Linked DNA regions of Homo sapiens: region 1 is linked to region 2. Evidence: chromatin contacts called from ENCODE Hi-C or POLR2A ChIA-PET data. All regions are on one chromosome and are shown on one strand. The core of a region is the stretch at or near the end of the contact, and the rest is flanking DNA. Distances in the headings are between cores, read along the strand shown.

Region 1 (4,897 bases), core at 1,435-3,934, 200 kb before region 2:
CAGGATGCTGTCCCATCACAGCACACACTCATGCCCACATCCACACTCATTCAGACTAGGACCACTGAGACACACCAACAAACCTAATGTGCACAGCTTTGATGTGTGGGAGGAAACTGGAGTACTCAGAGAAAACACAGGCAGACACAGACATGGGGAGGACTTGCAAACTCCACACAGACAGTGGCCCCAGCTGGGCATCAAATTTTTTTTCATAAACATTATAATGAAACATTGTTGAATTAAACAATATTATTTGAGAAACTGCCGTATGCCACTGCAGAATTCAGCAAGAGGAATTTCAAGTAGGAGGAAGAGTTTGACAATGCTTACAATTGTTTGATTTTTATAATATAAGGATTAAAAAGCGTCCGGTGAATTTGGCAGTTAGTTCTTCATTAATCACAGTGAGGCCATCTTCAGTGGAGCCATGATGGCAGAGGAAGGCTGCATCACTGCAGTTTAAGGAATGACAGGGAAGTGAGGAGCCTGCAGAGGAGAATTAGTTGACAACCCCATGAGAAAGTACAGACTGGTGAGTGATAACCGGGAGAGGATGAAGGCTCCAGGGAGAGATTTGTGCATGCAAAATGGCTGATAAACTTGTAGAAACCCAGTGGTTGTTTGCAGAGGAATAGTGAGTCTGGAATCCTGCCGTCTGTGCACTACTCAGAGATATCTGAAGAAATGTGGTTCCAGCAGCCCAAAGCTGAAAAGAGACATTGGTAAGCTAGAGCACGCCCAACAAAAGTGATGAACATAAGAAAGTAATTCAACATTTCCGATGATGCACATACACACAATACACACAAAACACATATACAACATATGTATCACACACATTGAACACGCAACACACACAACACACAAACATATACAACACATGCATATTACATGCATACACACAACATGCATTAACCATGTATACAATGCATCATATGTACATCAGACACACATTACATACACAACACATCCAGTACAGGTAAAATACCGCATACACATATACATCCACACACTAGACAACACTCGTAGCATATATGTGACACACATGTGCATATATGCACCACGTGCTTGTATGCACAAAACATCCACATAACACACACACAGACACACACAGACACACACACACACAGTAGAGTTGCCTAGCAAGCCAAGGATATACATACCATAGTCCCAGCAAGAAGCATGGGAGGAAGGGAAGAGACTGATGTGTACTAGTCTTTGAAGGGCTACAAGCTCACATGTTTAACCAAGCAGAGAGAAGAGAAGGCAACCAAGAAAAAAAGGCATGAGAACAAGATATGATCACCCTCAATCTCTGCCAGTGCAAGCCACAGTACCATTGTGGGAGCAGAAACTGTAACCCTCTGAGCATACTGTTGGGTGTCCAGCACTGCATCAGAGTGAGCTACTATTCCTTTACAGAAAAGAAAAGACACTCAAACCGCCCCCCCACCACCTTTATTTATTTATTTATTTATTTTACAATGAATGAGTGGTCTCTTGGAAACTCTCCCATGTCTACTTCAAATGTGCTGTTTGAAATGTTGAATATAAATCATTGTACTATAAAGACATACACACATATGTTTATTGCAGTGCTATTTACAATAGCAAAGACAGGGAACCAACCCAAATGCCCATTAATGATAGACTGGATAAGGAAAATGTGGCACATATATACCATAGAATACTATGCAGCCATAAAAAGGAATGAGATCATGTCCTTTGCAGGGACATGGATGAAACTGGAAGCCATCATCCTCAGCAAACTAACACAGGAACAGAAAACCAAATGCCACATGTTCTCACTCATCAATGGGAGTTGAACAATGAGAACACATGGACACAGGGAGAGAAACAACACACACTGGGGCCTGTTGGGGGTGGGGGTTGAGGGGAGGGAACCTAGAGGATGGATCAGTAGGTGCAGCAAACCACCATGGCACACGTATACCTATGTAACAAAGCTCCACGTTCTGCATATGTATCCCGGAACTTCAAGTTAAAAAAAAAAAAAGAAAGAAAGAAAATGAAAAAAGAAATACTGAAGGCATGGGAAGACCATTACATATAGTTGCTACAGACTCAATTTCTGTTGACAGAAAAAAGAGACTTAGACAAAGGGCACTGGGCCAAACCTGAGGTAGAAAGAAAAGAGGTTTTCTGCCATCAGTGGGCATCATCATTTCACACTAAGGCCACCCCTCCACGATGAGTCTTGGAAAAAGTTTTTGTTTTATCTGACTGAGTTCTTTTTTTGTTTTCTACATAGGAAGAATCCCAGACAAACATGAAAATTCATTCCTTTCCTTGTTGCCTCCAGTGAAAAGAGATGGAGATGAGGGAGAAATTTACTGTTTACTCTTTTTTTTTTTTTAAGGTTTTTCCTATTTTCTTACTCCCCCCTGAGCAAAATACTCTGCAAATGGTCTCCAGGCTCTCAACAACAATACTCTGTTTCCATTTCTTACCGCATTTCCTTTCTTTCCCAGGACTCTTCTGACAGTGCCAAGTTGCACGCTGGGTTGTCATAGAATGTTCTGAAGTCGTGTAAAAGGAACTGGCACAAAGGAAAAAAAAAAAGAGTTTTTCTCCTACTCTGCTTAAATTAGTCGTTGCCTCCAGCAGCGATATCCATTTCCTTTCACTTTCCTGGTCTGGCTTCTTCTTCTTTTTCTTCTTCTTTTTTTTTTTTTTTTTTCCTGCAGATATTCTGATTTGAGCTCAGCACACACATTCACCCCAGAAGTTCCCAGGATGCCAATAAAGATCCTTGCCAGCAGATCTTATCATGTTCCTCTTGAAACGGTTTTGTCATTCTTTGGATGACTGTAGAACATCTAGTCTCATACATGCCTGTTTTTTTATTGGGTTTCTGCACAGTCACAACCCAATAATGCACAATGGTAAGATGCCCCAACTGACACAAAACTAAAGAGTCAAAATGCTCTCCGTTGTCAATTGCTGCTTAGCTCAGAGGCTGTTCCAAGATTTGCCTTGAGTTCAAAGAATTGACCCGAGGTGCATTTATCTTTGAAAATACATATTCTGTACAGCGCTTCTTCCTTTTGCCTGGGAAAGTCCTGGTTTGTGCCTATCACCCAGGAGTAATCATTTATAGCACCCATTTCATTCTCACAAGTGTCTCAGTTTGCACAGCAAGTTCCATAGTCAGCAAGGATACAGTATACATTGGAGACACAAAGATACAAAAGACAGTATCCTTGCCTTAGAAGAGCTCAGTCTTTTTAGAAAGACAGGTAAGTAGATGATTATAATATAAGAGCTAAGATAAAGATATGAATAGAGTTATATGACTTTGTCCCACTGTCTCTATGTCCCTTCTGTCCAGCACACTGTCCAGAACACAGAGGCGTTTGGTAATTTTATTGTTGCTGCTTTTGTTTTAACCAATCACAGTGTTCTTTCTATAGACAGAATTTTCCCAATAATGGGCCATTCTCCCTTTCTTCTGCTCCATCTTTTCTTGCTCCATTATTTTCTTCCATAACTCTTGAGTCTCCTGGACATATAACCTCAAAAAAAAAAAATAATCAAGAGCATGGACGAAAATCACAAGGGTAACAAACTGACATGCTAGCTCTGAGTCCCTCCTCAATCTTTGCATAAAAATCACAGGAGGTGCTGTTGCTGCCTCTTTCCACATGTTCTGTAGCCCTGAGTGCCAAGATACATCTGCCCCTGATGGCCCCAATTTGTAGTTTTTCCAGCTGTTTCTGCTTCTGCTGCCTTGGCTACTGGTAATATAGGCAGGTCTCGCTAATAGTACTTAAGATCAATACTGATGTTTTATCCAAATATGGTCAAGTTAATGCTAGGATTGAACTAATGGCTCCTGCTACCCCCAGGGAGGGCATGATCAGTGCCAAAATCACGGGCTATGGCCTCAGACTTCTGTGGCCATGCATAGGGCCCTTCTTGAGATGAGGGCAAGTGCTTCTCCACCCCAGTTATAACTCTTCTTATTCTCTGAAAAGGATGACTTCACTTATCATTTACTCATAAGATCCTCTTGCAAGCAACTCTTGTGTATGACTCCCACAAATGAATCATTCAAGCTGGGAGGTTCCATCTGAGTAAAAATGCAGCCTCCATGTACAAATGTTAAATGTTCCTGGGTTTATTTTCTATGTTTAATTTTTATCAACTTTTTAATTAAAATGTCATTACAAATTTAAGACAGAAGGAAAGGGTAGGAGAGAGGCCAGGATGGGAGAAGCGTGTTAGAATGTATTGAGTTGTGTAAGCTGTTTCTTTATTTCTTTACGCTAAAGTGTTCTGAATTTCTGACATTTTGATATTTTTAGTAGCTTCAAATCCTGAAGTTTGTGAGTAGAAAATTGTGAGGCACTGACTTGCCAAGTGGCAAAGAAATAAAAACAAAGATAAAAACCAGAAAAGTTAAGTGAACAACTGCAATTCTGTGAGAAAAAGGCTAAAGCTGAGATGAGAACAGAGACTTTTGAGGGCACAGAGGCAGGTGTCTAAATGGGGCATGGAGGGACACAAGAACATAGGATGTTATCATCTCTCAGTTTCTTCTTGTGTTGTTCCCTAAGATATCTTGTCTCCTAAGATTGTTAAGTTCTTCCGTGGAAAGGACAGTATTTTATTTCTCTGCCTCATTTGTCCATATTACTTTGTAGTGCTTAGTACAGTGGAGAAGCTTCAGACACAGGTGGTTGCTCGCTTGTTTGATTGATTGAATAAAAGAAAAGAGAGAGGAAATGAGATAATCTGGAAAAGTCCTAGAGTGGTTGAGTATTGCTGTCAAGTCCGCCAGTAATTCTCCGTGTGACCTTGAACAACCATTTACCTCTTAGTTTTTTCAACTGTAAAATAAGTATGACCAGATAATCACCAAGTTCCAGAC
Region 2 (4,662 bases), core at 1,550-4,049:
GTTTACTATTCTCCTTCACACATACAAAATTTGGATCATACTATATATATAGATCTACAACCTGACTGCTTTCACTTAAAAATAGATTGCAACATTTTTCCATGACACTCAATTTTCTTCTAGGCCTTCAATTTTCTCTTTCTTTGAAAACCTATTAGAGAATAAATGAGAATATCAAGTGGAGTAAGAATGGCAGAATTATGCACTTGGGCCCTTCCCACCTGCATTTGTAGGGTTTTCCCTGGGCATTCTGAGTGTTTATGTAAACTGAGAGAACCTCAGTGTTACCCACTTGTAACTGAGGTTCTCTTGGTTTACATAAGCACTCAGAATTCCCAGGGAAATATGAGGTTCTGCCACTTGTTTCTTTTCTTTCCCCATTTGGTTAAGACTAGGTACAAACACATAGTCAATGATAATAAATTAATTAAGCTACACTGAATTAAATGGAAATAAAATATACTGAATTGAATTGAACTGTAAAGAAAACAAAAAAAGAGGTGTAATATTAGTCTGCACTAAATCCAGGACGAAGAGTCTCCCAAAACAAAATGTGGCAGGTGATTTTAAAGAAGATTTGTTTTTACTCTCAATAACTTCCGAAAAGCAGTAAAGAAAAACATCCTCCAAATGTTTAGAGGTTTCTCTCTTCATCCCACACCAGGTCTTTAGATCTTTAAAGGGAAAAAAAAAAGTTTATGACAAATGATTTATTTTGCTAAAAGAATAAAGTTAATTTATATCTCCAAAGGGCATTATAGATGAAATTGCAATATTTCCATGTTCCCAAAATTTTTACTCTTTTTTTTCCACTCTAACACTACTCCCAAAGAAAAAACTATTGCCTTGAAAGTTTTTCAAAATATCCTATCACCCTACCTTTGTCCTTGGTCATTTCCAACCATGCAGAGCTTTTAATGTCAGGACCATCAACATGAAAATGCATGGCTATTATCAAAAGATGTTTTTCTAAGCCTACATATTCACTGTAAAGCATCCCAGAATCCTCTAGAGTGAATGTTAATAAGCACAATAGAGTTGGAATTGATGGTCTTGAACTCTTACCTTTCTACACTGATCTTCAGGAACTGTAATGTGAAAAGCACAAAGCTTCCCTCAACAGCTACTATACAATCATGGTAGTGTTAATAATAACAACTATCAATCAATTATACAAGCTAGACTTGATTCCATCATTTAACTCTTATGACCAACCACACTCTGTGAAAGAGACTCTTAACATCTGAACCATATAGATGAGCAAAGGGAGGGTTTAACGACTTGCCTAAGAGAACAAAGACAGTAACTGATGGAGCCAACAATGATATTCTTGCTTCTGACTCCAAAATCCACACTCAAGTTTTGTGCCTGAAACCCTATCTCTCTTTGAGAGAGAATAAGAATAATATTAGCTATCATTTATTAAGCCTTTCTGAGTAGGCCCTACCTTACTTGTTGCTTATAGATATACTCAATTTGAACTTATTCCACATTAGCATCCAAAAAATGCCACATCATTTATTAGTCGAAATCGAGTAAAGTTCATCTGTGAGCCCACAGTGGGAAGAATGGCAGGAAGCCCAGTGGATGTCATTAGTGAGGGGCTCCTCCTCCTCTCTACACTTAAATAAGCACACCATCATAGTTCCTGGCCCAGAACATTTGGGAATGAGCCCTGTAGACATCACCTTGTCTATGTTACTTCTAAATTGTACTGCCCAGGGTCTGGCCTCTGTGGGTTTGCACCTGGCCACACCCTATCCAGGGTAATACATGTCAACAGTGCCCAGGCCTCTGCCATTTTCAGAAACCCCAAACCCCTTTTATCTTCCAAGGCAGATAAATACCCAGCATCAGTGTATATGCCAGTGTTAGGAAACCAGTCTTCTGGGGTTAGTGCTGAAGAACTAACACCTTCTACCATAAAGGCCTGAAAGAGCTACTTTAGGAATTTGAACACACCAAAGGAATCTTCCATCCACCATGAAAAGAAAAAAGAAAAAATATGTATGTGTAAAGGAACTACATTATGCCATACACTTTGCCATGTCCTGCTGTACTTCGCCTACAAAACTGCAAGGTAAAGATTATTATAATTGGTTTTTAAGATGAGTAAACAAAAGATTAGAGAAGTTTTTTTTTTTAAAAAAGTCCCTAAATTGTACAGCTATTTCACTCTTTGCAGACAGCCTGAGGAAAACTTTTAGCTAATCTTAATAATAATTACCATTTCTTGGGCTCTTAGTCTGCACCAAGGCAGTATACTAAGCACTTTATATCCATTAGTTTCCATAACAATTCTATAACTTACTTCATTATCTCCACCTAAGAATGAGAACCACTGGAGCTCAGAGAAGCTAAGTCTTTTGCCCAAGCCACACATCTGGGAATGAGGGAGTCCAGATGTGAGCCTCTATGTTAGAAGTCAAAGTCGGATTCTTAACCCCAGCACAGCACAGCCTCCCCTCAAGGCTTTCAAGGGGAAGTGTGGCCCCAAAAGGACTGCGACTGTAGGGGAGATAGGTGGATAGAGCAGGCAGGGAGAAAAGTGGAAAATACCAGCTAGTATTCCTGGTACTCTCTGCACCTTACCACTGGAGCCCAGGGTACTCATTTTACAGGAATGACTCACAGGACAAAAGAGCAGAGGCCTTGCTTACTTTGTTTTGCAAACCATACCCTGTAGAATGAGAATAATTATTAGTCATCTGCAGGCCTTGTGATGCTTGTAGCTTAGTCATTGAGTAACTATTATAGATCACACATTCCTATTCCTTTGGATAGAGTCTCAAGCCACCTACACAATCCTTAAACAACTTCTCAAAGTCCCTTGAGCTGGGGGTGGTGGAAGACACACTCTCCAGAAGCTATGCATTCTTCCTACTGAGAGATGGACACCTTGTGGCCAGTAGCATAATGAGAAGTCTTTCAGCAGAATGAACAGGCATCCCTCTCCTGCTTTCAATGACCCACACACTCTTCAAATTGTCCTTCCAGCAAGAAAAGATACTCCAAGCAGTTTTAAGTCTTCCTTGGGGGCATAGGAGTTTCATGTCAACTAGGTTTGGTTTACATTTATGAGAGATGCTGCCTTATGTGAATGAGATAGGAAAAGAAAATACAGCAGGCATATGAGTGAGTAAAGGTACCAAATTCTAATAAAAATGATATGAACACATATGTGGATGTCCATACGCGCACACACACACACACACACACATACACACCACTTAATACCTTAATGAAAAGAGTCACAGCAATCTGGTGAATAACTTACTTATTTTGTTTTCCATTTTGAATTCTAAGAGTGGAGCTACTGAGATGACTAAAACAGTTGCTGTCCTTAAAGAACTCAAAGCTTAGTGGGAAGACAGAAACAACATTAATACAATAAAACCAAAGAGGTTATTATGAAAGCTCAGAGGAGAAACATCCAAACCAAATGGAGTTGAAGGTTAGGCAGAGGATGAGAAAGATTTCCTTGAGGCGATGAGAGCAAAGCTGAGCATTTTTTAACACACACCTGTCCAAAGTAGAAGCTGTTAATGCAGTACCCTGGCAATCTAGATGAGCTGGCCCCATGATTGAGGATATCATTCACATATACTATAGCAGTAAAGATGCTTTGAGATTTAAATAATTGAAAGCTTAATATCAACTCATTTAAACAATGAGGAATAATTCTGCCACATAACAAGAGGTGTAGGGAGGCTTCAGATATAATTTATCAACTCAAAGACATCATTTGAAACTCAGTTTTTTCCCCCATTATTCTACTACGAAATCCCAACAGATTTTCCTAACTGTCTTCTGGATCACAAGGTTGCTGCTGCAGTTCTGGACACCACGTGCAGACACAAAAATATTCAGCAAAAGAAGATATCTTTTCCATGTAACAATTTTTTATGAACAAAAGTATTCCCAACAGCTTCCCAGCAGGTTTCCCCCTCATATCTTATTGGTCATAATTGGGATACTATGATTGGATTACTAAGAAGTGAATAGAGGGAGGCTGTGATCTCCCCAAGAAAGGCTTGGAAAGCATGAAGAGGGAGAAGTATTTGTTGACTAGGTAGATACATTTTTTGGTACATTGGGAGTGGGATATGTGGGAAAACAAACCTATCAAACATGGTGCAAACCAAACTCTTCCCATTGGAAATTCTGACGGAACACTGTCTCTGAATTGATTGACTTATTTGAGGGAGTGTGCCATACTCCTGTAAATGGGGCTGTATCAAATGCTAAGAATTCCAGGTCTAAGCAGATAGAGCCAGAGGACTAGTCTTGGTACCATAGAACTTTTATGCTAGAAATGACCAAGAGGTGATGATTTTAGAGATCTGAAAACTGCTCTGCCATTTACTCAATACATGCTTTGTCCTGGCCTTTGCTGCCTGCTGTAAAATGCTTTGCCCATCTGCAGCTTTGGGCCAAGACTGGATGCTTTTCTGAGGGTCCTTCCAGCTCTGAAAGTCATGAATCATCACGATACGTGATGCAGAAAGTCTGATTCATCATGATACGTGACGCAGGTTCCTAATATTCCTCATCACCAGCACTTTATGATATTTCATATTGTTTTTAGCGATCTCACTAGAATGAAGATTCTTGAGTCAGCCTAGCAGATAACCAGACAAATTGTTGGTACTCTAAAACAAA

The links. Hi-C counts contacts between places; a loop is a spot of excess contacts on that map. ChIA-PET counts read pairs that join two places held with the same protein, here RNA polymerase II (POLR2A).
Region 1: a loop to region 2 is called in a map of PC-3, with 10 times the contacts of the local background. The contact joins the promoter of LINC01085 here to the enhancer-like site in region 2. A Hi-C loop is called at or near these places in 2 of 168 maps with a recorded cell type or tissue (PC-3 and prostate gland). POLR2A ChIA-PET finds 5 or more read pairs at or near these places in 3 of 52 experiments (BJ, OCI-LY7 and PC-3).

What each region holds. Positions count from the first base shown.
Region 1 is chr4:14,109,755-14,114,651 of GRCh38, reverse strand. LINC01085 (long intergenic non-protein coding RNA 1085) reads right to left here and starts at 2,684. Exons shown (of 3, transcript NR_033931.1): 1 at 2,475-2,684.
Region 2 is chr4:13,905,573-13,910,234 of GRCh38, reverse strand. The region is part of intron 3 of LINC01182 (long intergenic non-protein coding RNA 1182); the gene reads right to left. All of the region lies in intron 3 of LOC107986182 (a long non-coding RNA gene), which reads right to left. Among named protein-coding and RNA genes, the nearest start is that of LINC01085, 200 kb to the left of the region's middle. RefSeq lists enhancers at 2,070-3,269, 3,964-4,662. Within about 2 kb of position 2,799, at least 7 of the 41 ENCODE cell types and tissues checked have a DNase peak (open chromatin) inside an H3K27ac peak, as active enhancers do; they include PC-3, where a contact is called at or near this core.